Linked DNA regions of Homo sapiens: all the other regions are linked to region 2. Evidence: read pairs that join two places in POLR2A ChIA-PET (ENCODE). Cell type or tissue: MCF 10A. All regions are shown on one strand. Each heading gives the region's core, and the rest is flanking DNA. Links, peaks and the distances in the headings are about the cores only. Region 1 overlaps WNK1 (WNK lysine deficient protein kinase 1). Region 2 has its middle 10 kb from the start of FBXL14. Region 3 overlaps ERC1 (ELKS/RAB6-interacting/CAST family member 1).

Region 1 (10,280 bases), core at 2,487-7,486, 750 kb before region 2:
ACTTTGTATTTATTTTAAACAGCTTTCTATTACATGTCCCAGATGACTTTTCTGTGGGTCACTTTTAGGATCAGTGAGGTTTCATAATCATTCCATGTACACATTTACTTTTAATATACAATACCTGTATATGCTTGCTTCTTAAATGATTCAGAATACCTCAGCTAGGTATTTTAATAATCCTGGCTTATTGATGGTTGCTGACTGGTAAAATTCCTTGTTATATTTTTCAGTATTTAAGTGGGTAGCATTAAGCAGTCTTAATCTTTTAATACCAGCTACTGGACTGGTAAGGTGTGTCTCAGTTTTATTGGCTAACTTGGCACCTATGGTACATTTTTTAAGGCAGTAGTAGTATCTAAATATGTGGTATAGCATTGGTATGGAATTTTCTATACAAAACTCTTGGCTGTAGGTTGAAAAAGCAGCATAACCTACCAAATTTAAGGTTGTATTATGCACAGTTATTGGTTTTGCTATATCTTAATATCTTTTGCGCAGTGAGTATTCCTATTTGTAAAGTCATGAATTCATATATGTTTGCAGGGATAGGATTAACAAGAGGATTATTATTAAGGATAATCAAGGATGAAAGCAGGTTCAAGAAAAGATTTTCCTTCCTTTATTATCTTTGGTGATTGCCTTTATACTCAGAGGTAGCCTTGGGTCAGCAAACTTAATACTTCAAGGAGCTTTGAACCCAGATACGACATTTGAATTCAGTTGGACAGGTGTTATCATTATTGGCTAGACAGGAAACCTGAAGCTCAGAACTACTTCTACTTGTCCAGTTCACACTGAATGTCTTTTATTGTTAAATGTTTTTGTCCTTTCAATGTGCCTATGCTAGATTAAAACAGAAGAATCAGTATACATTTGCTTTGTTAAATTAATACATAGTTTTATTGCCAGTAGGCTACATACATTCCCTTGAAATGTATGTGCTTATGGAAGAAGGAACTTTTTTTTTTGAGACAGGGTCTCACTGTGTCACCCAGGCGAGAGTGCAGTGGCACAATCATGGCTCACTGCAGCCTTTACCTCCCGGGCTGAAATGATCCTCTGGCCCAGCCTCCTGAGTAGGTGGACCTACAGGCGTATGTGCCGCCACACCCCACTAGTTTTTTGTCTCTTTGGAGAGACAGGGTCTTGCTTTGTGCCCATGCTGGTCTCAAACAGCTGGGCTCAAACGATCCTCCTGCCTCAGCCTCCCAAAGTGCTGGGACTACAGCTTTGAGCCACCACACCTGGCCCTAGACTTTTAAAATGCTATCAAAATAATCAGAAGGGCCAATTGTGTTAGCTCATGCCAGTAATCCCAGCACTTTGGGAGGCCAAGGTAGGAGGATCGGTTGAACCCAGCAGTTCAAGATTAGCCTGGGGAACATAGCAAGACTTTGTTTCTCCAAAAAGACAAAAAATTAGCTGGGCATGGTGGCACACACCTGTAGTCCCAGCTACTTGGGAGGCTGAGGCAGGAGGAGTTTGAGGCTGCAGTAAGCCACAATCCCACCACTGCACTCCAGCCTGGGCAACAGAGCAAGAACTTATCATTATCTTTTTTTTTTTGTTTTTTTTGAGACAGAGGTTTGCTCAGTCACCCAGGCTGGAGTGCAGTGGCACTATCTGGGCTCACTGCAACCTCTGCCTCCTGGGTTCAAGCGATTCTCCTGCCTCAGCCTCCCAAGTAGCTGGGATTACAGGCACCCGCCATCATGCCCAGCTAATTTTTGTAGAGACGGGGTTTCACCATGTTGGCCAGGCTGTCTTGCACTCCTGACCTCAGGTGATCCACCTGCCTCGGCCTCCCAAAGTGCTGGGATTATAGGTGTGAGCCACCATGCCTGGCCAAGAACTTATCTTTACAAAAAGAAAGTTTATGCAGTTTTTATATGTTTATTGTAGAAAACTAAAACCAAATGTAAACCAGAATACAGTTGTTCCTCCCTGTCTGGGGAGTTGGTTCCAGGACCCCACACTCCTGTGGATACCAAAATTTGAAGATGCTCAAGTTCCAGAAATATAAAATGACCCATAGTATTTACATGTAAAAATTATTTACAATAGCTAATACACCGTGAGTGCTATGTAAGCAGTTGTTATACTGTATTGTTTAGATAATAATGACAGGGAAAAGCCTGTATGTGTTCAGTACTGTGATACAGTTTTCTCTTTTGAATTTTCAATATACAGTTCGTTGAATCCACAGACGTGGAAACCATGAATAAGGAGGGCCAACTGTGCTCAGTTTTTTACTATCAGAGAATTTTTAGTGTGTGGCATTCATTTTTTTCTTGCATTTCCTATTTTCATAAGTCTTAAGTTTGAAATACCAGCTTGCTCAATTAAAGCAGGCTTTTGCTTCAGCAGCATTATTTTGTCTTCACTAGAATTATATGAAGATAAAAACAAGCTGGGAAAAACTTAGGTGGAGTTGGAAAAATAAGATTGAGGAAAATACAGATAGTGATCTTTGTAGTCATTCTCATAAATGAAGCTTTTAAATACATGAATTTAACTTTAGGGTCAGCCCTGCTACACAGTTCCTTGCTGTGAAAAGTTAGCCCTGCGAGTAGAATTCTCCAAATTGGGTCTTCGGAATAATACAATGAGTAATTGAGCATTATCCAGCTTTGGATATAACTCTTGTACTTAAAAGACTTTAGAGCTTATCATTTTATGTATTTCATTTATTTCATTTAGATCTATGAGAGATTACATGCATTTCTGTGATTTATTAGTCACTAATTTTGTTTTACCATATCTGTCATTGACACTATAGATAATCAGAATTTATGTATATTTAATAACTTAACTTTTCTGACCACCCCACCCCAACTCCATTCCCTTTGTTTTATGTGTCTGTTGACTTACAGTGCCACTTGAACAGCATATCAGTGCTTCAACTCTTGATCCGTGTGGTGACTTAGATGAGGTCAGAATAGATGAGATCTTTTTCTCTTTCACCCCACCTCTTAGACAGTAGCATTTTGTTCTTACATCTTATGTATATTTTCCACACATTGCTGTTTTGTTTTTGTTTTTGTTTTTGTTTTTTTTAAAGATGGAGTCTTGCTCTGTCACCAGGCTGGAGTGCAGTGGCTTGATCTCAGCTCACTGCAACCTCTGCCTCCCGGGTTCAAGAGATTCTCCTGCCTCAGCCTCCCGAGTAGCTGGGACTACAGGCATGCGCCACCACGCCCATCTAATTTTTGTATTTTTAGTAGAGACGGGGTTTCACCATGTTGGCCAGGATGGTCTCGATCTCTTGACCTCGTGATCTGCCCACCTCAGCCTCCCCAAAGTGCTGGGATTACAGGTGTGAGCCACGGCGCCCAACCTGAAAATTTATTTTTAAAGAATTTATTGGCTGGGTATGGTGGCTCACGCCTGTAATCCCGGCACTTTGGGAGGCCGAGGAGGGCGGATCACCTGAGGTCAGGTGTTCGAGACCAGCCTGGCCAACATGGAGAAACCCCCATCCCATCTGTACTAAAAATACAAAAATTAGCTGGGCATGGTGGCGTATACCTGTATTCCCGGCTACTCAGGAGGCTGAGGCAGGAGAATCACGTGAACCCAGGAGGCAGAGGTTGTAGTGAGCCAAGGTCACACCACTGCACTCCATACTGGGCAACAGAGCAAGACTCCATCTCGAGGGAAAAAAAAAAATAAGAAAGAATTTATTTATACTTTATAAAGATTTTAAACTATTACTGTGATGACTACTATGTAGTATCACATGTGATAGTGGTAATGAGTTTTCTTCTGAGATTAATTGCAGAGCTTGTCTTTCGTATGGGTCCAATATATTACTTTTCATTGTGTTTTATTTGTGCAGGACAATTTGCTCTTCAGTTATCATACCAAAACAATATAAATCCTCAACTCCTTTGAGTTTGTTAAAGATTACTATAATAATATAATCCCTGCCAAACTAAGCATGTGAATTCATGCCCACACATGGGTTCAGTGTTCAAAATAGTTAAATGCTGTATTGATTTATGTGTTTAGGGAACAAGGTTGAACAAAAGATCTTCTAACCAATTAGAACATTTAGCTTTCTTTTTTAGGCAATAAATTCCTTTACTTGAAACACAGCAGAAGATATTAACATCTGCCTAAATTTTTTCATTGTCACATATGGAAGTAAGTGACCCTGCTGTCACTGTTCCATGTTTTCTTGTGAAGAGCTAAGTTGTCACTACCCAACTGTGACACTGCATGGACCAACTCCTGCAGGCGAGTCAGAAAAAAAGCCGGGATAGTAAGAAAGGAACCTAAAAGAACCTTAATTGGAAATTTAAAAAACAAAGTTCAAAGGCCCTGCTTTTATTAATGTATTTCTGTTTATGGTTTTCAGGGGGTGAAGCCAGCCAGTTTTGACAAAGTAGCAATTCCTGAAGTGAAGGAAATTATTGAAGGATGCATACGACAAAACAAAGATGAAAGGTAAGTTGCCTCTTTTGATCTGGGTGATACTTGAACAAAACCTAAAAAGTAATGTGCTTTGAGTACAACACACATTCTACGGTGTATTTAATATTTGTGATTGGTTTCTCTATTTGTGCCTGTAACATTTTTAAAGGTAGGGTTTTGTTCATTGTGGTTATTCAGATTTGATATACTGGAACACTGTAAAAATATGGTTTGGTAGAGTTTCAGTAAACCAGAACCACCATAAACATAGCTACATTCCATGAGAACTGCTTACTTAAAACATCAGCATGATTTATAAAACTCAAAAAAGAGTTTAATATCTAACACAGGAAATCTTTTCTTAGTCCTTTACCATTGAATTCTAAGTGGTGAAATAAAACTTTGGCTCTTTAAAGTCAGCTCAGCTATTACAGGTCTGATTTGCCGTCCTTACGCCAGAATTGAAGAAGAGCAAAACATCAAAATTCCTTGAGTAAAAAGAGAAGACTTGGCCCAGGGGTTGGAAGGAGATGTGGCTTAGTCATTTGTACTAACAGAGGGCTTCTCTTAGAGGAGTGGCAAGTATCTGATCTGCCATGTAGCTGATTCATCACCCGTCAGGCATGGCGAAGGTCCAGTGTCTGTTTCTGAAAAACAGTCTATCTTTGCCACCCCCTTCCATCCTCCAAAAAAGAAAAAGGAGACCAGCTAGTACAAATACAAATTGCAAATTGAGCATAATCTACCACTTGAAGAATGAGAGCTATCAGATGTATCAACCGAATTAAAGAATTCCATCTTTTCACCTCTCCAGTCTCGTTCTTTTTATAACATCGTTATTTAGAAGAGCTTAACTTCATGGTTTTTAAGCCTTTATTAAGTAAAAATTTAGTTTGAGTTTTCATTTTTATATATGCTGGGTACTTAAATCTCTTTAAGAACTTTTTACTATAAACAAAGGAATGTTTGTTTCAACTCTTTTTTTTTTTTTTGGACACAGTCTTGTCACGTCGCCTAGGCTGGAGTACAGTGGCATAGTCTCAGCTTACTGCAACCTCTGCCTTCCAGGTTCAAGCAATTCTCCTGTCTCAGCCTCCTGAGTAGCTGGGACTACAGACGCACATCACCGCACCTGGCTAATTTTTGTATTTTTAGTAGAGACAGGGTTTCACCATATTGGTCAGGCGGGTTGCAGACTCCTGACCTGAGGTGAACCACCCACCTTGGCCTCCCAAAGTACTGGGATTACAGGTGTGAGCCACTGGGCCCAGCCTGTTTCAACTCTTGTTGGAGCAGTTTATTAGATGATTGGCATATTGAAACCATTTTATCTTAAGATTGTTTCACAATCAGACTTCTGCTTGCCCAGTACACAAATTATTGAACAAGGAATTAAGAGAACTTACTGGTGTAAATAAAGCTTGCTGTGGTAGAAAGTACCAAACTAGAAACAAAAATATTTATTTTCTAGTTTCTATTTCAGCATTTACAGCTTTTATAACTGTGAGCAAGATTCTCAACCTTTCTGGGCCTCCATTTCCTAATAATCAGGAGATGATATCAAATTGGGTGTTGGTCAGACAAGATCATAAATATGAAGATTTGTGTTACTTATAAAATGCTATATAAATGATCATGTGGTATTTTGAAGCTTTAATAGAGCCAATTGTGTTAGCCCACCATTACTAGTATACTATTACTAATAAGATCATTGGATTTAAAAATTATGTTACAATTGTGTTAGCTCGCCATTACTAGTATACTATTACTAATGAGATCATTGGATTTAAAAATTATCACTGTCAGCTCTTATTCATGAATGAGATTGTTATGATGTTTTATAACTTCAGAGTAAACCTCTGTAGGCACCCTTCAAATTCAGCAATGTAAAAATGAGTTATACTTTCCCCTGTATTTTTTCCCATTTTTTTCTTCTGCGAATAACAATAATTGGCCACATTTGAAAATTATTTTTTCAAACTAATGGTGTTTTATTTTTGTTCCTTTTCTTTTCCCTCTGTTTGGAAGATATTCCATCAAAGACCTTTTGAACCATGCCTTCTTCCAAGAGGAAACAGGAGTACGGGTAGAATTAGCAGAAGAAGATGATGGAGAAAAAATAGCCATAAAATTATGGCTACGTATTGAAGATATTAAGAAATTAAAGGGAAAATACAAAGATAATGAAGCTATTGAGTTTTCTTTTGATTTAGAGAGAGATGTCCCAGAAGATGTTGCACAAGAAATGGTAAATTGACATTAGCCATTTTAAAATTGATTTAGACTTATATATATCAATACTATCATTAAGCAAAAAAGCAGTTGATGAAGTGCCGTGTGTGGCATATCCCATTGACATAAAATTGTGATGGCCCTAAAAGTTATCTTTGATTAGTGGGATTTTCGTGTGTGTGTGTTTTTTTTTTTTTTAAACTTCTTTGTATTGCTTTTATAATGGGTGTTAGATTTTATAGTCCTTTTTAAAAGTAAATTTTTTTTTTTTTTGATGGAGAGAGAGACAGGGTCTTGCTCTGTCACCAGGCTGGAGTGCAGTGGCCTGATAATCATAGCTTACTGCAGCCTTAAACTCCTGAACTCAAGCAATCCTTCTGCCTTAGCCTGCCGAGAAGCTGGGACCATAGGGACGTGCCACCACACCTGACTAATTTTTGTATTTTTAGTATAGACAGGGTTTCACCATGTTGGCCAGGCTTGTCTCGAACTCCTTATGTCAAGTGATCATCCCACCTCAGCCTCCCAAAGTGCTGGGAGTACAGGTGTGAGCCACTTCGCCCGGCCAAAAGTTATTTTTGAGAAAATATGTAGATATATATATACATAGGGATAGATAGATGAGATAGATAGGTAGAACTAGTAGAATGCATTCCGAAGTCATTTTGAAAAGTCTGTAAGATTGAGTGACTCCCAGTTTGTATAAGCATCATTCATTAAGAATGACAAGTTATGTTTCTACATATTGGTACATTAGCCTTTGATCAGTTATCTGGATGAACTCTATAAACAGACATAGGACCATGAATTGTTTTTACTTTGAAGAGAGTTTTCCTGATCAAATACTAGTAGGAAGCCTTTGATGTATTATTATTTGAAGTATGTCTAAAAGATCACTCTTCCATAAGGAAACCCTTCCCCAAATTTATGCTTGCCATAGTGCCCAAAATAGCTGATTATTATGGAAAGATAACTCAGAATATCTCTACTCGGATTTATCAGAACCATTCAAAAGTGGTAGTTGCCTCTGAGAGGAGATCAGGTATGAGTTACTTATGTTTAATTGTTAGCTGTTTGTATTGTCTGAGCTTTTTTGCTTTTTTGGAGGGGAGGAGCAGTGTTAAATCTTCATATTCGTACCACAGTTGTTTTAGCAGATTAAGTAGTTGCCTTGTAAAAGAAAGTGAAATCAACACAGGTTAATGTTAGTGGTTACGTGTGAGGGGGAAATACAGTGAATAGAACAGAGTACCTTACTTGGTTTAGGAACTGAGGTTTTAGTTGCCCTATTGTTTCGTTGTTTGTTATAAGGAGTGAAGGTATACCTACCCTTCGAGTTTCTGCAAAAATGGTGGTACCCACCCCTCAAGTATCTACAAAGATGGTAGGGAAATGCATAATGCAGATTTTACAGTTCGGTTAAGGCCAGTCCTGAGAGAATTCTTTCTTCCTCCTCTTCTCTACTTTTTTTACAATGCCTTTTTTTTTTTTGGCGGGGGGTGGTGGTGGGGGGTGTTGTTTTCTTTCAATATACTACTGCTTAATTTACCCTTTTATTCTGTAGGTAGAGTCTGGGTATGTCTGTGAAGGTGATCACAAGACCATGGCTAAAGCTATCAAAGACAGAGTATCATTAATTAAGAGGAAACGAGAGCAGCGGCAGTTGGTACGGGAGGAGCAAGAAAAAAAAAAGCAGGAAGAGAGCAGTCTCAAACAGCAGGTAGAACAATCCAGTGCTTCCCAGACAGGAATCAAGCAGCTCCCTTCTGCTAGCACCGGCATACCTACTGCTTCTACCACTTCAGCTTCAGTTTCTACACAAGTAGAACCTGAAGAACCTGAGGCAGATCAACATCAACAACTACAGTACCAGCAACCCAGTATATCTGTGTTATGTACGTATCTTGGGAAGTGGACAGATAGGCTAATGATTCTCCTAATTGGTTTTTTTAGCTTCTTGTTATTTTGCACTGGCTTTTTGGTTTTGAATTATGAATCCTACTATTATACAAAATTTGAAATGGTTGTCGTCTAGCTTCTCTTTATTCTTATATCTGTGACTAGGAGAATAGAAGGATGGGGTGGTAAGGAAATGTGATTAGGATACAAAATAATTTTATAAGCTTCAACATCTTGGAGGTTTCAATTTGTAGATTTCTACTTTTCACAATTTATTTAAATAAAACAGATTTAATAATGAAGAATGAACAAGCTTGGCTACTAAAATTGAACCCATCAGTCTGGTTGAGCTCTTTTAGCAAAGCTGAATGGTATATAGACTAAAAACTAATGAGAACACTGGTTATTAATTTAATTACTTGTTTAATACTGAGAACCTCCTGGCCTCCATAATTAAGACTTTGAAAGCTGTGTCAAATTTAAGGCTTATAGTGTTTCATGCTGTTTCCCTTACTCCTCAGGTGGTAAGATTCTGTGATAGCCATATGGATTCCTCATTTAAATATAGAAATCTACTGAATATGGCTACAATTCATTTTTTATTTAGTTCAAATCTGTGCAAGGAATAACTAGTTACCCCTAATATAATGGGTCTAAATATGAGAAAATGTGAACCTCCATTTTGTGATTTGTCTTTCTCTCTCTCTTTTTTTTGGCGATTCATTTTTCCTTCAGCTGATGGGACGGTTGACAGTGGTCAGGGATCCTCTGTCTTCACAGAATCTCGAGTGAGCAGCCAACAGACAGTTTCATATGGTTCCCAACATGAACAGGCACATTCTACAGGCACAGTCCCAGGGCATATACCTTCTACTGTCCAAGCACAGTCTCAGCCCCATGGGGTATATCCACCCTCAAGTGTGGTAAGTAAATGCTTAAGAGCATGTAATACTACAATGAGAGCCAATGGATAGTCTGCTAAATTAAAATTCTTTGTACAAACCAAGTAACAGTATGAGTCTGAAGTAGAAAATATAAAATGCTGTGTCTCTAAAGCCTTATTATAGAGTAGGATATAGACATTAATGTGTGGGCATTAGCTGAACTGCCTACATGAAGCAGCTATGTGCAAGATTTAGATTAGTCTGCATTTTTACTAAAGGGAACGCTCTCTTTAGCACTTAAGATGTTGAAACTATTCACAGCAACAAAAGCTGGACATACAAATGTTTTGCGGGTGGGGCGAGAAGAGTTTTTCAAAAGCTTGTTAAAATGATTACTAAGTATTTCCTGTAAGATTCCCTATTGTACAAAACACAGGTAAGACCTTCAAACCATTATAGAATGCTGCATGTGAGTACTCTAGATTGAGGGAATCCTTTATTTGAATGACTGTTTAATTTAGCGCTTGTGTTGAGTTAATCATCAGTTGCTGTGTGTGTTCCTGCCTTTTAAAGTCTGTGTTGGACACAAGTTCCTTCCCCAGTATATGTTCTTTTGCTTTTTCCCTTTAGTTGGTAACTGTTTTATTACTGATTTATTTTCAGAATCAACTTATAGAAATTATTTCCTGAAACATTTTATGCTTGTATACACATACACACACACAATTATCCTGTGTTTTACATTAGACACTCTTGTTTCTCATATAGAGAATGTTAAAGTAGATCATCAGATAATACCCCATTTCTTTTGTTGACCTCAGAGGAAAATAAAATACGTCATCTGCC
Region 2 (10,280 bases), core at 3,521-8,520:
GGCACATGCCTGTAATCCCAGCTACTCGGGAGGCTGAGGCAGGAGAATCACTTAAACCCGGGAGGTGGAGGTTGCGGTGAGCCAAGATCGTGCCATTGCATTGCAGCCTGGGCAATAAGAGCAAAACTTCGTCTAAAAAAACCAAAACCAAACAAACAAAAAAAGGTTAAGATGACAAATTTTACGTTGTGTGTACTTTACAATTAAAAATTTAAAAAAGATTTTAGCAGGACAAACATTTTGAAATAAAGATAGAAAAAAAGAGAGAAAAATAGGTGAAAAGTATTCTTACATCAACAGATTGCCGGGAACCCCCTGAGATATTTGAGATGTTCCCCCAAATTATTAGCTTGCTGTATCTTGTAAATGTAGGCTTAGGATCATCTTTATCCACTACCGTAAAAATAAGGGCTTGTGATCTGGGTAGCCAGAGCCTTCCCGTGAGGGTGAATGTGTGCTATATTGTCCACACTGGGAAACCCACGGAGGTGAAAGGGGGTGCTGTACTATTAGTATTCACGCCCGATGGATGGTCACGCCCTTTTACTCTTGAAATCGGGTTGCCATTTGTAATTTGTTATTTGCAGCTTTTGAGTGTTAACTATAATAGGTGTTTTTGTAGTTTCAGGCACCCAACCAAAGAATCAGAAATACGGTAATAGAATAATCTCAGATATCAGGTATTGTTTGTTCAATGTTGACAAACACCTTAGGTACTTGTTACAAAACAGGTAGATAGAACAACTCTAGGAAAATAAAGTGTGTTGTAAATGTAGCCATTTCCAGGTCACCGAACACTTAGAAAGACGGGTTTTCAATTTATTCAATCATTCAGGCTGGGCAGGGTGGCTGTAATCCCAGCACTCTGGGAGGCCAGGGTGGGAGGATTGCTTGATCCCAAGAGTTTGAGACCAGCCTAGGCAACATAGCAAGGTCCCATCTCTACAAGAAATAAAAATAAAAATAATTAGCCAGGCGTGATGGCATGCACCTGTAGTCCCAGCTAGTCAGGAGGCTGAGGCAAGCGGGAAGACCGCTGGGCCAGGAGGTCAAGGCTGCAGTGAACTGTGCTTGCCCCCCTGCACTCCAGCTTGGGTGACAGAGCCAGACCATCTCTCGAGAAAAAAAATTCAGGAAAATATTAATACAAATTATATACATTGCTCTGTGCTATGAAATAAACAAAGATGTAGAAGATTACGTTTTTGCCTTTAAGAACTTGGGATCCAGCAGGTGAGCTAGAAAATACCTGTGACAGTGACAGTATTTGTTAGTGTTATAAGTGCCAGCAGAGTGATAGAAATAAAGTTCTCAGTTTGGAGGATCCATAGTGAAACCTAGAATTTGAATAGGTGTTGATGGGAAGAATGTCATTACATTATAGTGGAAATTTTTTTAGAGAATAGGCTGAAGTTTTATATTGTTTAGAAAAAAATAAGAACATTACAATAGCAACCATGTATTGTCATACATTGTTATGGATCTTCCATATTGAGGCATCAGTTAATCTAAAAAATCTAAAAAATCACTTTCCTAAAGAATTCTTGGCTTTTATTTTTCCCAAGAATAAGAGATCTGGCTGGGCACGGTGGATCATTCCTGTAATCCCAGCATTTGGGGAGGCTGAGGTGGGAGGATCACTTGAGCCCAAGAGTTCGAGATCAGCCTGGGCAACACAGGGAGACCCTATCCCTACAAAATTAAATTTAAAAAATTAGCCAGACACAGTGGTGCGCACCTGTAGTCCCAGCTATTCACGAGGCTGAGGTAGGAGGATAGTTTGAGCCCAGGAGGTCGAGGCTGCAGTGAGCCGTGATCACACCAGTGCACTCCAGCCTGGGTAACAGAGAGAGAGAGGAGAGAGAGAAAAAAGAGAAACCTTTAACTCTTATGTATCTGGAATTGGAAATTCAGTATCTGAAGTCAGAAAATTTTAATTCATGGTCTGGACTTTGCAACTGTTTTTACAACCGAGATTGCCTCAAAAAAAAAATTTGTTTTAGTCAGCTCTCTCCTCATTTGCCCCATTCTTCTCTCTAACAATAGAACCAGACAAGGATGGAAAAAGAGGGAAGTTCAGGGTGTCCTGCCTGTGGCGTCCACGTGTGACTCTCCCCTACGTGCCCGTGCTTTCTGTTCCCATTCCCGTGAGCTGCGTTCACACCATACTTGGAGTCTGAAGCTGTGTGTTTGAATCCTTGCCCTCCCACTGTAGTCTGTTGCCTGACCTATGGCAAAGTCACTCAATTCTTTGAGCTTCAATTTCCTCATCTATAAAACGAAAGTGATTGTCGTTCACGGAGCTGTGGTGAGATGCGTTAAGAAAACATCCACGAGAAAGGAAGGGCCTAGTGCATGCCCGGCACATAGTAGGGACCTAGTAAATGCTGTTTTTGTTTTTTTCTTGTATAAAGATGCACTTTGAAAAAGAAAAAAAAAAACCCTTACAGATGTGCCTCAGAATTATACAGATGTACATTTACTGACAGTGACACTTTTTTAAAACTGTACTTCCTGTTTTAAAGAAATGTGCAGGTTCGAAGCTGGGCGCAGTGGCTCATGCCTGTAATCCCAGCACTTTGGCAGGTCGAGGCAGGCGAATCACAAGGTCAGGAATTCGAGACCAGCCTGGCTAACTTGGTGAAACCCCGTCTCTACTAAAAATACAAAAAATTAGCCAGGCGTAGTGGTGGGTGCCTGTAATCTCAGCTACTCGGGAGGCTGAGGCAGGAGAATAGCTTGAACCTGGGATGTGGAGGTTGCAGTGAGCGAGATCACTCCACTGCACTCCAGCCTGGGTGACAGAGCGAGACTCTGTCTCAAAAAGAAAAAGAAATGTACAGGTTCAAGGACTGGAAACATAACAAAAGCGTAGGCGCATAAGAGAATGATCTTTCAGGTAGAGCCAGCCATGTGTTTGCATCTTATCTTCTCCTCTGTAAGTCAGGAAGGGTAGCATGTTCCATTCATGCGCAAAGAAATAGTCCAGAACTCCTCTTCTGCCAGACATCCATCCGTCCTGTGGCCTTGGACCTATGGTTTCACTACCAACTCTTACTCTTTCTTTTTTCTGAGACAGAGTCTTACCTTGTCGCCCAGGCTGGAGTGCAGTGGCGTGATCTCGGCTCACGGCAACCTCCTCCTCCCGGGTTCAAGCGATTCTCCTGCCTCAGCCTCCCGAGTAGCTGGGATTACAGGCACCTGCCACCACGCCTGGCTGACTTTTGTATTATTAGTAGAGATGGGGTTTCACTATGTTGGCCGGGCTGGTCTTGAACTCCTGACCTCAGGTGACCCACCCGTCTCAGCCTCCCAAAGTGCTGGGATTATAGGCGTGAGTCATTACGCCTGGCCCAACTGTTACTCTTTCTTTTGCTTAGCGTGGTGATTCTGAAGCTTGACTAGGCATCAGAATAAACTTGAGGGCTTCCTGATGCAGGACATCTGGGGAGAGGCCTGAGAATTTGCGTTTCTCACATTGCTGTCAGCATCACCTGGGAACTGGGGATCACAGAACTGAGAATCGCTGGTAGAACCTCCTAGTACCCACCTTTTTTTTCCTTCTTTAAAACTTTTGTTAAATTATACTTCTTAAAAGCTCTCTCTTTTTTGGCAAAATTAAAATCCTGTAGGACAAAACTATAGTCCCCCGCCCCCCTCCATCTTCTGTCGTTTAGATCATGAGCTCCTCTGATACAAAGGTTGAAATTTTCTCCAGTGGTATGGTGGAAAGAACTTAGGTTTTACAGTCAGATGAATTCTAGGATAAAATCTTGACTCTGTCACTTATTAGCTCTATGACTTTGGACAAATTATTTAACCACTAAGAGGCTCCATTATCTCATCTATGAAATGGAACTAGTGATTTCCAAATCTTGGGAGTTTTGTGAGGGTTGACTGGGGTAATGTGTGTAACCTCCTAGTATGGTGACAGACCGTAATGAAAACAGCCTAATGTTTACAGAGCATTGATTGAGCAGTAGGCCTTCTTTTAAGGTCTTTACATTTATGAACTTCCCTAATTGTGACAACAGCTCATTTTACAGCCTATGAAGAGGGTTCATTACTATCTCCATTTTACAGATGAAGAAAGTACAGCCCAGAGAAGGGACTGGCTCAAGACCAAACAGCTGGCCGAACTGGAATTTGAATTCTGTGATCTGGATCTAGAGCCCATATCCCAGCCACCATGCTTTGCTGTGTTAACAGTATAAGTTTAGCAGTCCGCCTTGCTAGGATGCAGTTACTCTATGATGCCACGTAAAGAGAGGTCCATGACACAGACAGATAAATGCCACATGTTCTCACTCATGTGTGGGAGCTAAAAACAACTGAGCTCATAGAAACAGAAGTAGGGGTGAGGCACTGTGGCTCACGTCTGTAATCCCAGCACTTTGGGAAGCCAAGGCGGGTGGATCACTTGAGGTCAGGAGTTCGAGACCAGCCTGGGCAACATGTGGAGACCCCCATCTCTACAAAAATACAAAAATTAGCCTGGCATTGTGGTGCGCACCAGGGATCCCAGCTACTCTGGAGGCTAAGATGGGAGGATTGCTTGAGCCCAGGAGGTCGAGGCTGCAGTGAGGTATGATCACACCACTGCACTCTAGCCTGGGTAACAGAGGGAGACCCTGTCTGAAAGAAGGAGGCTGGGAAGTGCAGCAGGGAGGGGAGGGCAGGAGTAGGTTGGTTAATGGATGTAAAATTACAACTAGACAGGAGGAATAAGTTCTAGTGTTCTAAAGCACCGTAGGGCGAATATAGTTAACAATTTATTTTATTTGTTCAAAAAGCTAGAAGAGAGGATTTTCAGTGTTCCCAACACAAAGAAATGGTTTTCGAGGTGATGGATATGCTGATTACCCTGATTGGATCCATTACACATAGCATACATGGATAGAAATAGCACTCTGTGCTCTATAAATGTGTACAATTTTTACATGTCAACTGAAAATAAAAGGAAAAAAAGATGTGCAAATATGTTTTGAGATCTTTAAAGCGCCATGTAAATGTGTGGTATGTTTTGCTTGTTAGGAGTACTGCTGTCCCATTATGTATTTGAACAACTCCTCATAAAGTACCTTTGGCTTGGGGAAAAAAAAGAGTTAACAGTGAGTGTCATATTGACCATACTGTGAGCAGGATCTGGTCACGGTGAGGCATGGTGATCATGGAAGACACTCGAAGGCTCTGGTTGGTTTGCTAGCCAAAATAGGTCAGAGTGTGTGTGTGGGGGGGGGTGAGAGTGTGTGTGTGTGTGTGTGAGAGTGTGTGGGGTGTGTGTGGGGGGGTGAGTGTGTGTGAGACAGTGTGTGAGGGGTGTGTGAGTGTGTAGGGTGAGTGTGTGAGAGAGTGTGTGAGAGTGTGTGAGAGTGTGTGGGGGTGTGTGAGAGTGTGTGTGGGTGTTTGTGGGGGGTGTGAGAGTGTGTGGGGGGTGAGTGTGTGTGAGTGTGTGAGGGGTGTGTGTAGGGTGAGTGTGTGATAGTGTGAGAGTGTGTGGGGGTGTGTGAGAGTGTGTGGGGTGAGTGTGTGGGAGGTGAGAGTGTGTGAGAGAGTGTAGGGTGAGTGTGTGTGAGAGTGAGTGTGAGAGTGTGTGGGGTGAGTGTGTGTGAGTGTGTGGGGGTGAGAGAGTGTGTGTGAGAGTGTGTGTGTGAGTGTGTGAGAAAGTGTGTGTGTGAGAGTGTGTGGGGGAGGGTGTGTGTGTGTGAGAGTGAGTGTATGTGAGAGACAGAGGGTGGTGTGTGTTTGTGCCTGTGTGAGTGTGTGTACTGCAGGGTAGATATCCTGATACCTGTTTCATGCCTTCAGGCCCACAGCTGGCTGTGGCCTCGCAGGACCAGGAATGCGTTTGTGTGTAATTATGTCACCCTCTAGCGGTGACTTCCCTACTAGCCCTTTATCCTTGAAAAGCCCACTCGGGTGTCGGTGACCTCTCTTCCCAGTGACAGCCCGGGAGCAGAACTTCGGGGAGATTCTGGCATGGAGGGACAGTGCTGGGAAAAGCGGGGTGTGGCCGGGCATGAAGAGAGTGCCAGGGCCCGGGAAGAGTGAAAAGTACAACTAGGACTAATGAGGAGTGCACCCTGCCGAGCAGAAGGGGAAGCAGGAGCGGGCCAGGCACAGCGTCTGGAGAGGAGGGAAGAGAAGGCGCTCTCAAGGGGAGGCTCTTGCGTGTCAATTTCTGCCAAGTGCCATTTTATGTCTGTGGGGTGGGACGGTTATCGCAGCTAGAGCTCTTTCCAGAATGTCAGCACTGAGGGCCGAAGTGGGCGTGGAGAAGCAGTTTCAATTCTGTTTTCCAAGGGAAGTAGGCACAGGTTTAGAGGCTGCCTGGAGCTGCCTAAATTCCAAACGTTCACCACCGTGGAGTGGACTGCTGACTTGGCTGCTTCTGCCTAGCCTGGGGCTCTGTTCCCTCTGCCAGTAAAGGTCATTTTATCAGGATCCTCAGAGGCTTTCGCATGTTGATAAATATTTCAAAAGACAAGGGGGAATCAAGATCAGTCTTACTGAGAGCGGATTTGGAACTCCGCGTTCGGCGGGACGCTGCCGCCCGAGGCCTGACTGAGCCACAGTGCGAAGGGTGCTCCCTTTTTGAAAAGGTGCTGGCGCCAGGCCAGGCTTTGCTGGAAAGTCCTATCTGGATGAGTCAGAGCATTTACATTTCTTACATAATGTCAGACCCAGAGGAGCTTTAGGGATCAGCCCAGCTACAGAGTTCACAGCCAGGTCCCCTTTTCTGCCAAGAGGATAGGGTTAAAGGTTTTAAAAAAAACAAGCAGAGTCTCAAGGGGCAGAAAAGCGAAGGCTCAGAGTTAATGCTGATTAACTCTTCACACCCCAGAAAAGATGGTTCTGAGGTAAAACCACACCTTTATGTCACATGATGCCACTGCCTTCCTGAATCCAGTCATTCCTAAAGAGGTCAGTAACACCAAGCACTGACCTTCCCGCCTTGTGTGCAGGAAATTAAAGAGGCATGAAAACCCTGTCCACATTTTCTCTAAAGTTGGAACAGCTTGCCTGGGGCTTCAGACTGAGCTTCAATCTCAAGCTTCAGTGAGATTCTTTGTTGTTTATTTTTTATTTTTAAACTATTTGGCCAGGCGCGGTGGCTCACGCCTGTAATCCCAGCACTTTGGGAGGCCGAGGTAGGCAGATCACTTGAGGTCAGGAGTTTGAGATCAGCCTGGCCAACATGGTGAAACCTCATCTCTACTAAAAATACAAAAATTAGCCAGTGTGATGGTGTACGCCTGTAATCCCACCTGCTCAGGAGGCTGAAGCAGGAGAATCGCATGAACCTGGGAGACGGAGGTTGCAGTCAGCTGAGATCGAGCAACTGCACTCCAGCCTGGGCGACAGAGCAAGACTCCGTCTCAAAATAAACAAACAAACTAACTAACTAACTAACTAACTTACTATTGAAGGCCAAAGAGTTCAAGTAACTAACATAAGAAATCAGTGGCTACTGTTGTAACCATCAAGAATTCTTTAATGGGCCAGGTGCAGTGGCTCAGGCCTGTAATCCCAACACTTTGGGAGGCCAAGGCAGGTGGATTACGAGGTCAGGAGTTCGGGATCAGCCTGGCCAACATGGTGAAACCCTGTCTCTACTAAAAATACAAAAATTAGCTGGGTCTGGTGGAGCACACCTGTAATCCTAGCTACTCAGGAGGCTGAGGCAGAATTGCTTGAACTGGGGAGGCGGAGGTTGCAGTGAACTGAGATCACGCAACTGCACTCCAGCCTGGGTGACAGAGCAAGACTCTGTCTCAGAAAAAAAAAGAAAGAAAGAAAAAAAAAAGAATTCCTTAATTTCCTTAATTTAACTGGTTCAGGGAACCTAAATGAGAGTTGTCACATAATAGCAAATCTTAGTGACCAGATGACACTCAAAGCAGGTGTAAATATTTAACAAAAGCACTGTGTAGACATTTAATGACAATGGTTGCTTTTTGTTTGCTTGCTTTTTATTTGTTTACAAATGAAAATAAAGCAGAGAATGAGAAGTCACTTTCTCAGGGTCACGGGAACAATTCAGGTTGAACGCATCTCTCCTCCGACATGCCGAGCGTCTTTGAGTCTCCTCACCCAGGCGCACACTCAGGATTGCAGTCATCTGCTATTGTTGCCTTTATTTATTTTGAGACGGAGTCTCGCTCTTGTCACCCAGGCTGGAGTGCAGTGATGCGATCTCGGCTCACTGCAACCTCCGCCTCCCGGGTTCAAGGGATTCTCCTGCCTCAGCCTCCCGAATAGCTGGGACTACAGGCATGTACCACCACGCTCAGCTAATTTTTTTTTTTTTGTATTTTTAGTAGAGACGGGGTTTCACCATGTTGGCCAGGCTGGTCTTGAACTCCTGAGTTCAGGTGATCCACCCGTCTCGGCCTCCCAAAGTGCTGGGATTACAGGTAGGAGCCACTGCACCTGGCCTATTGTTGCCTTTTTACTTGATATTTCAATAAATTTGTGAGCAATTGGAATGGTAAGAAATTCGCTGCAGTACATAAAAGTTTGATCACTTAGACTGCTGTGTGATTAGGGTTGCTCAGTGATCTTCCGGCAATAAAGGGAGGAAAAGGAGAAATTTCAGATGGAGTGATGATGGATGTCCTCAGGCATGTCAATGGCTGCTGAAGTGCTATGGGAAAATGGAAAACACAATCTTTGGGATCCCTCTTTCAGCCATTTTCCTGCTTTTATATCTATAAACTTTAAAAAGTAGGGCATACTTTAAACAATAGTATACTAAGAAATTGTCACCGCTGGCAGAGCCAAAATTGAATCAGCTTGCCTTGTGATTACATCAGAAATGTGTCTTAGTCTGTAAAGCTTCACTACAGGAAATGCCCAGGAGCTGCTAATAAAGTTTAATACACATTTGCTTCCTTAATGCTATATTAACATCCTGACCATCACAACTTTCATTGTAAACCTATTGCTTATTAAAAACACCCTGTAAGATGTCACAAACTGACAGAAAGTTGGGGCTACTACATGAATTAATATGCTAACTAGTATTTTTCAGTGTTATATAGTATAAGATAGTAAGTGCTTGAAATATGAGCATTTTGAAATCCTTGGCCAGCATAATCCCATGGGTAACACTGAATTATCCATGGCTGTGGGAGAGAGCAGGTGGTTCACTTCCAACCATGGGTTGTGTTCCAAACTAAGGGTTTTTGTTTGTTTTGTTTTCTTTCTTTTAAAGAAAATCAAGTTTATTTTTGAAACTGTTCATTTTAATTCTAAGACAAAGCTAGAAAAAGAAGAATGGAAGATCTGGAAAAAAAGCATTGTCAACTGTCACTGTCCTACCATGGGAAAGAAATGTCTTACAAACGGAAAAAAAAGTTGGAGAGAACGAGAAGTTTCTGGTGTTATGTAAGAGGAAGCGCCCAGATTACATATAAAAGTCAACTGCTTCACGCCCTGTTACTAAATATTAGGGATGCAAAATACGTGGTGGCAGTAAGTCAGAGCCTGGTTTCCTAAATATTTCTTACATGTTAGGGATCCTGAGAGATCCCTAAACAAGTAGAAAATTCTTTTTTTTTTCTTTTTGAGACAGGGTCTCACTCTGTTGCCTAGGCTGAAGTGCAATGGCATAATCATGGCTCACTGCAGCCTCAACCTCCTGGGATCCTGGGCTCCTGGGCTCCTGGGGTGATCCTCCCACCTCAGCCTCCCGAGAAGTTCCACTACAGCCAGCCACCACGCCTGGCTAATTTTGCATTTTTAGTAGAGACGGGGTTTCTCCATGTTGGTCAGGCTGGTCTCGAACTCCTGACCTCAAGTGAGCCACCCGCCTCGTCCTCCCAAAGTGCTGGGATTACAGGTGTGAGACACTGCGCCCGGCCAACAAGTGGAAAATACTATCCTGAATGAGTGTGTGTGTGCCTGCTGGGAGAATATTTCCTAGTGTTTCCTAGATCCTTGTTAGTTGACTTCCCACCCACAAAGCCCCAGAAGGAGTAAACTGTCTCTAAATATCAGAATAAACAACAACAATAAAACAACTTTTATATTTTCATTTCTTTTTCTTTTTGTTTTGTTTTGTTTTGTTTTGTTTTGTTTTTTGAGACAGGGTCTCACTCTGTTGCTCAGGCTGGAGTGCAGTGGTGTAATCATGGCTCACTGCAGCCTTGAACTGCTGGTCTCAAGCAATTCTCCTGCCCCAGCCTACCAAGCAGCTGGGACTACAGGCATGCGCCACCACACCCAGCTAATTTTAAAATTTTTTGTAGAGACAGGGTGTCCCTATATTGCCCAGG
Region 3 (10,280 bases), core at 2,470-7,469, 130 kb before region 2:
TTCTCCCTGTCCTGCTGGTGGGAGCCTTGAGCCCAGCTCTTGAGCACTGTCTGGTGTGGCACCCTGCAGGCTGCCAGCAGCTGTCATACGGGCATTGGGATCGTTGGAAAGTGCTGCAACATGGGAGTAGCTGGGGCAGCTGTTGATTGGGAGCAGCCTCCACGGGCTGTGTTCAGTGGGTGATTCCATGCCTTTGGTCTGTGTGGAGCTCACTCTCTCCCTTGGCTCCTTCGGAGGGGTGGGCCCACCGCCCTCTCCAGCTGTTTTCTCAGAAAGAGAGGCAAAGAAGAAGGACCTGGCGGTCCTTCCAGAGTGCTTGCTGTGGTGTGGGCTTCGCCTCCCCTCCGTGTGGGAATAAACTGTGTGAAGCCATGTGGGTCCTGGAGCTCCGTGGCTTCACCCACACTTTCTGGGGGAACTGCACTCACAAGTATGGAGAGCCTTAAGCATTCGTTGAGCCAGACTGGACTGGAAACGTCCCGGGAGTCCCTCATTCTCACCCTTCTTCACCTAAGTAAACACACAACAAAATTCTCTGAGCTTTAGGGGGCTGTGGGAATATTTTTCTTTCAACCCCAACCTTCCCCAAGAGCTTTCAAATCACATAAAGTACTGTTTTCCCTTTAGCAATCCAAAACTAGTAACATGCAACTCCAGGCCCCACCCCACCCCACCCCCATCCTCCTCAATGCCAGCCAAGTCAGACACAACTTGCCATGTCCCTGTGGTGTGCCATGAACTGGGCAGGTATGCCCCGGGGTCACTCAGAGCAGCCCACGGGACCCTAGAGCTCTGGCAGTCGTGGAACCCCTTCCATGGCCCTTGTGAGTTACGGGGCCAGGAGTTTGTATCACATCAAAGGGTCATTTCGTCATCTCACAAGGGAGTCAGGAGATACCACCCAGAGAATGTATCAGATTTATACTAAAAAAAAAAAAAATCCAGCAAGATCCATAGCTCTCTGTGGGAGCCATTCCAGTTTCTCCCTGTCACAGTGGCCCTAGAATCAGATACCACGCACTGGAAATAGCAGAGTGCAACCCTGGACGTAGAGGGTGCATTGAGCACGTGCCACTGTGGCTGGGGGGAAACTTCCTTCTCTCTTCCTGCCTGGCCTGAGAGATTGCCTGGACGTGGATCAGGCTTTGTGCTGGTTTAGCACTTAAATCTTAACTGCAACAAAGCCTTGTTCTTACCACCCTGACAGTTTCAGCATTAGGTTTCTTATTAGTTGTTTGGGTTTGGGGTTTTTTTTGTTTTTTTTTTTTCTTCATCTTCTCCCTTTTGACACTTTTCATTTCTGAGAGCCAAACCAAATACGCTAGGCGGACTAGCTAACCTGGCTGTGTCTGCGATTCCCAGAGCCCTGCTGCTGCTCTGATGGGTCCCTTTGGTAAGGAGGGAAATTTTTCTCCATTTTTATAACGACGAGCCCTTAATTTGAACGTCTCTGTTCACTTCAGTTAATAGATTTGTAAGAAATAATGTGAGATATTACCAAATCAGCTTAGACAACCAGATTAAAAATCTGCCTCACTGGGAAATCTGCTTCTTTGTTTAGAATACTCCACACTTTCTCAAGCCTGCATCTGCAAATCTTTGGCCTGATAAAGACTTCCAGAGTCCATCCGTCCATCTCTTGCTTCAGGACTGTACTTCGTCCAAGCATTCCACACAGAAGGGTAACTGGCTTGTTCTTTGAGTGGGATACCACGTCACAGTTCCTTTGGTGTTCCAGGGACATTTCTATACAAGAGATGGTCCCCTGTTTTCTTAGTGTATAGAGGCTCATCAGACCAATGTAAATCTCCTGTTGAGTTTTATTTTTTTAATTCCCATTTTTGTCTTTTATAGTCATGTTTTCTGTTCTCTTGCCAAACTCCCGTGCTATTCAGCTCCCTTCCCAGCTTGTTCAGAAAAGGTATAACACCCACATCAAGATAAAACCTGCTGAGCATGGTGGCACACACCCGTAGTCCCAGCTGCTCAGGAGGCTGAGGCAGGAGGATCGTTTAAGGCCAAGAGTTCAAGACCCACCTGAGCAACACAGCGAGACCCTTTCTCTAAAAAATTAGAGAGGTATAACTTTTCAGGAAAGAGGATAATCTGGAAAGTTGCTGTAGGCACAGACTATCACGTAGAAAAAACTGAAATTATCTCAGCTAGGGAAGAATGCTTTAGGCAGGAAGACAGCCAGAATTTTAGAAGTGTCTAGACATAAGTAAGTTAGAAATTAAGATATGAGTATGTTGGTGACATCTGCGAATACAAAATATAATCATCAGAAAGCAAACATTTGTTCTGGATTTTGTCCAGATAACGGTTTAAAACTGAAGTGTTGTATCTATTGTAGTGCGTGGTTCCAGCTCCTGCTGTACATGAGGAGGTTAATTTGGAGTGACAGGTGTTAGCAACACGTGTTTCTTGGTCCTGTAGATTGCCACTGACCCAATTCATTTGTCCACCTTTGCTGGGGTTACTTGGTCTCTCAGTTGTTGACTTTCACAAAATAATGGTTGACTCTAACCTTGCAAAGAATAATAAACAACTGTGAGTGGTGACAGCTGGAAGAGGTCTGACAGCTAGCAAGACCAGATTCCTTGTAAAGCTTTCCTCTCAGGTAGGGGAGACTTCCTCTTTTTCTCCATGGAGAGCTTGTGCACCTGGATGCAGTAGAGCCTGATCCACTAACCACTGGCCAGGCGTGATAGATACATATTAAGTTTTCCTACAACAGATAGATCTATCAGTCTAACCTGTGTACCTGGCCCTGTACCTCTTGAGACCTCAGCTGTCTTACTTGTAAGGTTAGAGAATGGGACTAGTAGTTCCTGTAGCTCCCTTCCGGGCTGATGAGTCTAAATTTCAGAATTGGCCTGTTTTGGGTGTAGCATTTGTAGGTCTCGTTGTTCCATTGTTGGGTATTTGCCTGAGCTGCAGGTCGGGGATAGGGGACAGGGTAGAAAACTAAATGATAATTTATGTTTTTATATAGATTCACTAGAAATCTTAACTGTTTTATTTCTTTTAGGGCTGGGGGCTGCCAGTGCAGTTGCAGAGTTTTCAGTGCCATAGCTGGGAAGCAGAGAAGCTCTTGATTTGTTTTTGTTTTGTTTTTAACCTTTGAAAATGAATGGCAGAAATATGTGATGACCTAACATTAAAAAATCTAGGCCAAGCACAGTGGCTCCCCACTATAATCCCAGCACTTTGGGAAGCCAAGGTGGGAGGATTGCTTGAGGCCAGGAGTTCAAGACCAGTCTGGGCAACATAGTGAGACCTCCTCTCTACAAAAAAAATTTAAAATTAGTGGGGTGTGCTGGCATTTCGCTGTAGTCCCAGCCACTCGGGAAGCTGAGGTGAGAGAATCACTTCAGCCCAAGAGGTAGAGATTGCAGTGAGCCGTGATCACACCACTGCACTCCAGCCTGGGCAACAGAGTGTAACCCTGTCTCAAAAGAAAAAAAAAAAGAGAAGAGAAAAGGAAGGAAGGGAGAAAGAAAAGGAAAAAAGGAAGGAAGGGAAGGAGGGAGGAAGGAAGATAAATCTAGCTACCCTAAGGCATATGGCTAGCATTCACTCAGTAAATACTTAATGAACACTTATTACATGCCAGGCATAAAGTGTTGTTGATAATACAAGAAAGTAATTACATACTTGAGTTTCCCTCCCATCCAGGGAATCTCATCTTCTATCATGAGGGAAAGAAAGGAGGAAGTCCCTTTATATCACCACTTGAATCTGGAGGAGATGACTGTGAACTATCAAATTGTTAAGCAGTGGAATTTTGACTTTGGATAGACAGACCCGAATGGAGCCAAACTCTTGTTGTTTTTTGTTTGTTTTTCTGAGAAGGAGTCTCACTCTGTTGCCCAGGCTGGAGTGCAGTGGTGCGATCTCAGCTCACTGCAACCTCCGCCTCCTGGGTTCAAGCAGTTCTCCTGCCTCAGCTTCCTGAGTAGCTAGGATTACAGGCACGCACCACCATGCCCAGCTAATTTTTGTATTTTTTTAAGTAGAGACAGGGTTTCACCATGTTGATCAGGCTGGTCTTGAACTCCTGACCTCGTGATCCACCCACCTTGGCCTCCCAAAGTGCTGGGATTACAGGTGTGAGCCACTGCGCCCGGCCCAAACTCTCGTTTTTATTATGCCATTTTGTTCAAAGTTAGTTATGGGAGAGCAGTAACATCTTATTTACTTTTGGTCTAAGCAACAGCCTTTCCTTCCTGTAAAAACAAATTCATACATTGCCTGGCAAGGGAGTTCATCACAAAGTAGGAAGGGGAGCTGGGTGTGATGGTGCGCACCCGTAGTCCCGGCTACTCAGCGGTCTAAGGCAGGAAGATCACTTGAGCCCAGGAGTTCCAGGCTGCAGTGAGCTGTGATCTCGCCACCGCACTCCAGCCTGGGGGACAGAGTGAGACTCTATCTCAAAAAAAAAAAAAAAAAAAAGGACAGGGAGGGAGAAGGAGAAGTCCCCACAGCAGCCTCACAGCCATTACCACTTCCGGCCCACTTGCACAGTCTCTGCAAGTGCAGACTTGAAAGGAAAGAGGACTTTGGAGTTAACTTTAATGAGTGGGAAATAAACATAGGATAAATTCTTCAAGAGCAATTTTAGTTTTCCCTGGTACTAAGTGCTAAAGGGATTCTGTAGAGTCAAGAAGTGACCAGATGCCTGTAGAAAAATAGATCCCTGGGCAAAAAAGATTGAGGTTTAGAGGGATTGTAGAGGGTTAGAGGGATTCCAGATCCCTCTGACTGTGTAAGTTTTATGTCTTATTCAATAGATGCTCTTACGGCAAAATACATTTCCATTTATTCCAGTTGTGTGAAATTCCAAACTAGGAAGTTATTTTATGTCTTCGTATCTCCTAAGAAGCCTGCAGATTCAAGTTAGGGGCTTGTGGGCCAGACCTGGCCAGGACGAGCACCATTTCCACTTGATCTGTCAGCTCCAAAAGGCTCCGAACATCATGCCAGATTACAGCTCAGACCTCATGGCCTGTGACACATCCTGGGACTTAGCTGTTAGAACCTCAAGTTTAGATTCTTGTCTGCTTAAACCAAACTAGGCATTTCTGAATAATTTCCTGCCCTCCACCAAACCATCTGCAGAAAGGAATTAATCTGAGTCACTGCCAACCACAGAGGAATTCATTCACTGACCCCTCTTGTAACCGTCCCTTCTTTATACCCATCAATACATCCTCCCTTTCACCTCATGCTTTGTGACTATGAATAGAGTTGTTTACCTTGAAATCAGGCCAAGTCCACAGAACTTTTAACTGTATTTTCTCTTTTACAAATTTATTTCACGGAGTTCTGGTAGCTCTCTCTAACATCTTTACTAGAGAGAAAATGTTGTTTCTGTTCTAAAATCATGACTTGTGCTGAGCGGTAAATGTTTGGGGCAGTCTCCCTGAATCAAGCAGCCCGCCCCTCAGCTCTGCTTCTCTTTCTCCATTCAGCCCCCTCGCATTCCTTATTCTTTAGACTGTCAGCTTGTTCTCTGGCAGTTATCCTAACACTCAAAGAGGGAAGGGGGCCTGAGTGGTTTTCCCTGTAGCCAGTCGTAACCATGCTTTTGTCTGCCATATGCTTGGAGAGCCTCATCTCTGAAATGTTCCCGCTCTGCTGAGCTTCCTCCGTTCGTTTCTTCCCTGCACAGTGGTAGGGTGAGGCATTCTCCCCTTCCCTCTGCTGCATACGCTTCCAGCCTGTGTTGCTTTGAGCATTCAGATTGAGTTGCTCTTGCATTTGTGATTCTTGGCTCAAGTCCCTCTAGAAATCATATTACTACTCTGAGTTCAGGGAGGGCTGGAACAGCTACTAAGAACAGAATGCATTTTAATAACATTCAACACACAAAAAAGCCAGAGAATTTCTGCCAGAGGCCACCTTCGTATCCTATACTTGTCCCGTATTCCATCCCTTAAGAACTTTAAACACAGTGGAGTGCTACACTGTATGGTTTATGTGCCCTGCTGTCTACCAAAGGGCCTGTATCATCAGATTGTTTTGGTTTGGACATGCTTCAAATTTGAACTTAAATAGCTCTTTAGAACATTATCGAGGCCTTTCCCCAGAATTAATATCTATTCCTTTATTTCATTCACCATTTTCAGATTGTCTGCTACGTGCAGGCCTTTTGTTACGAGGCAATATTGGTATACAAAAAAGAATTCACCAAGGAGCTTGAAGAACAGTTGGGGAATTAAACATAAAACCAACTATTGAAAGGGGACAAAATGAATACTGTAGCAGTTTACACTTCTAACCAGGGATGGCATTACAGAGAAAAGGGGCTCAACCGTGAAGGATAAGAAAGATAGAGAAGAAAGATGTGTAGGAAGTAAGATTGTCCACATTCTAGAATGAGAGGAAAGGAAAAGCAAAGACAGGGAATGGCAGGTATGTACCAGGAGATGAAATTGAAGCAGTAGCTCCCATGCCAAAAAGCTTAGTCTTTTATTTTGTAGGAAGGAAATCATTTAAGATGTTGGAAGAGGAGGAGGGAACTGTTCCAGCCTATTTTAGAAAGATTACTCTTACACCAGGGTTGAAGTAGTTATGAAGCTATTGCAAGATGGTAGAACATGAGAGCTTGAATTAGGATTGTTAACAAGGATATCGGAAATGAAAAAACTAGGCTAGATGTGGTGGCTCACACCTGTAATTTCAACATTATGGGAGGCTGAAGTGGGAGGATTGCTTAAGGCCAGGAGTTGAAGAGCAGCCTGGGCAACATAGTGAGATGTCATCTCTTTAAAAAAAAAAAAAAGGCTGGGCAAGGTGACTCATGCCTGTAATCCCAGCACTTTGGGAGGCCGAGGTGGGTGGATCACACGGTCAGGAGATCGAGACCATCCTGGCTAACACAGTGAAACCCCGTCTCTACTAAAAATATTTTAAAAATTAGCCTGGGGCCACCTGTGGTCCCAGCTACTCAGGAGGCTGAGGCAGGAGAATGGCATGAACCCGGGAGGCAGAGATTGCAATGAGCTGAGATCACGCCACTACACTCCAGCCAGGGCGACGGAGCAAGACTCCATCTCAAAAAAAAAAAAAAACTTAGCCAGGCGTGGTGGCACTCTCCTGTAGCCCTAGCTACTCGGGAAGCTGATGCAGGAGGATCACTTGAGGCCAGGAGTTAGAGGTTACAGTGAGCTATGATCACTCCACTGAACTCCAGCCTGGGCAACAGAGCAAGACTCTTTCTCTTCAAAAGAAAAAAAAGAAAGAAAAAACTAAATTAGAAGAAACATGATCTGGAAAGAGCATTAATAGGAAACTCACAGAAGAAGTGGCCAATAAATATATATTTTTTAATGTTTTACCCCAGTTTTTGGCTTCACTACAGATGGGAAGAACTACGAATGAAAACAGTGCTGTCATACTGGGAAGGTTGGGATTGGTTGGTTTGTTGGAGTCCCCAGTATGTTCAGAGAGTGGGAAAATGGCACCCTTATTTCTTGCTTATGGGCTGAATATCAGTACAGCTATTCTAGAATGGTCTGGTTACTTGTCAAAAGCTTTACACAGGTCTATACCCTTTGACTCGGGAATTTTAAGTAGAAAATCATAGACATGCAAAGATTTATGTATGGGAAAATGTAATACATTAATATTTATAGTAATGAAAACGAGAACAAACTAAATGTCTATTGGAGTTAAATAAATTACAATATATTAATAAAATGGATTACAATGCAGCCCATTATAAATTATTTTAGAAGAATATTTTATCACATGAAAAGCTGTTTAATTATTGGGTGAAAAGAACAATTCAGTAAATAGTATGAACAGTATGATTTGATGTGTAAAGGGAACATTCACCAAGAGATGTTTATCAGGCACTGGAAAGATGTGAGTCTGAAACTCAGTAGAAAAAGAAGCTAGAGTTATAATTGTGTAGATCCACCTTCATAATGGTTATGTTTAGATGAGGGACATAGAAGAGTTATTATGCTAGTTATTATACATGTGATATTTTCTGTGATTAAAAAAAAATTTAAAGAACACCTACCTCAAAAGAAATAAATTTGAAAGAAAGTGGATTAAATGTGTTAATCACTAAAGCACTTAGAATAATACTTGGCCCATAATAAATGCCCAGTAAGTTAGTTGCTGTTATTATCACCCTCCCCCCTTTTAAAGCTAAAGGTAAACACATTTCGCTAAGCAGAGGATCTAAGAGAGAACAGTGGACAGTCTCCTTAGACCTCAGGAAACCCCTGCACGTGTGAGACTGAGCAGAAAGAAGAACAACACCAGGACAGGGAAGAAATGTTGGGGCAGGCAGAGGAGAGCCAGAAACATGTGGGTGTTGGGGGCCTCTAGGGCAGACAGCCTAGCAGGTGTTTTCAGGGTCAGATTGGATCGTACAGTTAGATAATCCTTGGGGGTCCTTGATGGGTTTTTTTCTGAAGTTTTGAAATTATAACTTGCATACAGAAAAGTAAACAAATCCTATGTATATAGCTGAATTACACACTCATATAGCAAATTCTTGGAACAAGCAGCAGAATGTTACCAGTGCCGAAGCCCCTTGTCATCCTCCTTCCAGTCACTCCTCATCCTCCAAGGATAACCTGACCTCAAACACCACAGATTAGTTCTGCCTGTTTTTAAACTTTCTATGCCTGGAATCATACCATACTCTATTGTGTCTGGATTCTGTCATTCAACATCATGTTTACGAATTGTATCTGTTTTGTTATACATATAGTTCATTCATTCTCATTGCTCTATGATATTCCATTGTATGAATGTGCCACAAATTGTTTATCGTCTGTTTATCATTCAGTATGGACATTTGGGTTGTTCCCAGGTTTTAATACTCTTATCAGTGTCTTCAGGTGAATTTACATGTACCTACAAGTCCACTTGTTCAGCTTGGCATTCAACTTTAGTAGATACTGCCAGATGTTTTTCTAAAGTGGTTATGGCCATTTACACTCCCACCGGGAGTGTAGGAGAGGCCAAGTGGTTCCACGTCCTTGTCAGCACTTGATACTGTCTGTCTTTTTAAATTTTAGCCATTCTGGTGGTCATTTAGTGGTATCTCCTTGTGATTTTAACTTGTATTTTCCTGATGACTAATGAGTTATCCACCTTTTTATATGTCTGTTAACCATTTCAGTATACTCTTGTGGTCATTCAAGTGTCTTGCCTATTTTTCATTATTAACTGTTGTTACTGCTTTATAGGAGTTCTTTATATATTATGGATATGCATACATCAGATATGTATCTTCTCCTGTGGACTGCCCTTTCACTCTCTTAATGGTGTCTTTTAAGAGACAGAAATCCGGCCGGGCGCGGTGGCTCACGCCTGTAATCCCAGCACTTTGGGAGGCCGAGGCGGGTGGATCACGAGGTCAGGAGATCGAGACCATCCTGGCTAACACGGTGAAACCCCGTCTCTACTAAAAATACAAAAAACTAGCCGGGCGTGGTGGCGAGCGCCTGTAGTCCCAGCTACTTGGCTGAGGCAGGAGGATGGTGTGAACCCGGGATGTGGAGCTTGCAGTGAGCCAAGATCGCACCACTGCACTCCAGCCTGAGCGACAGAGTGAGACTCTGTCTCAATAAAAAAAAGAGAGAGAGAGAGAGAGACAGAAATCCTTAATTTTAATGTAGATCCAGTTTATCAATTTTTTCTCTTTGTGATTATTGCTTTTTGTGTTCTGTTTAAGAAATCTTTACATTCCCTAAAGATGGTCTCTTACATTTTCTTGTAAATGCTTTATTGTTTTACCCTTCACATTTATATATGTATTCATCATGAATTGATTTTTGTTAATGGCATGAGGTAGAAATCCAAATGTGTTTTGCATATAGCCCCACCATTTATCAGAAAGACCATCTTTTCCCAGTGCACAGTCAAGTGGCCATATACGTGTAGGGTTTTTCCGTGTTCTCTTTTCGTCCCATTGGTCTGTGTGTCTGCTCTCGTGCCAGTGCTATGTGTGTGCATTGCTGCCGCCTTGCAGTGACAGCCTTCTTCCAGAGAGGAGCATTTGTATAGCTTTGTTCTTGGTGGCCGTCTTGGCTGTTCTGGGCTCTCTGCATTTCCACTTACTCTTTGGAATCAGCTCGTCTATTCACATACACACCTGCCAGTTTTGATATGGCTTGCATCGACTGTATAGATTAGTTGAGGCAGAATTCACACCTTTACAGAAATGAGGCTTCCAATCCTTAATCATGTTTATTCCTCCATTTAAGACATTTTAACTTCTCCAAATATTTTATGGTTTCAATATAGAGGCT

Evidence for each region. Peaks named below come from ENCODE experiments on the same cell type or tissue, not always from the same donor. Only the 100,000 strongest peaks of a DNase experiment are listed, where the experiment ranks them.
Region 1: POLR2A ChIA-PET joins it to region 2 with 5 read pairs; 2 of 35 experiments call an interaction of 5 or more read pairs at or near these places.
Region 3: POLR2A ChIA-PET joins it to region 2 with 6 read pairs; 7 of 35 experiments call an interaction of 5 or more read pairs at or near these places.

Annotation. Positions count from the first base shown.
Region 1 is chr12:852,798-863,077 of GRCh38, forward strand. WNK1 (WNK lysine deficient protein kinase 1) reads left to right here. Exons shown (of 28, transcript NM_018979.4): 5 at 4,364-4,452; 6 at 6,448-6,667; 7 at 8,216-8,546; 8 at 9,286-9,473. Among named protein-coding and RNA genes, the nearest start is that of RAD52, 92 kb to the right of the region's middle. In MCF 10A, for the core only: no CTCF peak of the experiment used is centred there; a DNase peak (open chromatin) is centred at 4,984.
Region 2 is chr12:1,599,537-1,609,816 of GRCh38, forward strand. No RefSeq gene overlaps it. Among named protein-coding and RNA genes, the nearest start is that of FBXL14, 10 kb to the left of the region's middle. RefSeq lists enhancers at 5,795-6,316, 5,907-5,966, 6,087-6,166, 6,317-6,836. In MCF 10A, for the core only: a CTCF peak has its summit at 5,893 (motif pointing left); DNase peaks (open chromatin) are centred at 5,875, 6,135 and 6,615.
Region 3 is chr12:1,469,195-1,479,474 of GRCh38, forward strand. The region is part of intron 18 of ERC1 (ELKS/RAB6-interacting/CAST family member 1); the gene reads left to right. Among named protein-coding and RNA genes, the nearest start is that of LINC00942, 26 kb to the right of the region's middle. RefSeq lists an enhancer at 4,248-4,317. In MCF 10A, for the core only: no CTCF peak of the experiment used is centred there; DNase peaks (open chromatin) are centred at 5,097 and 5,727.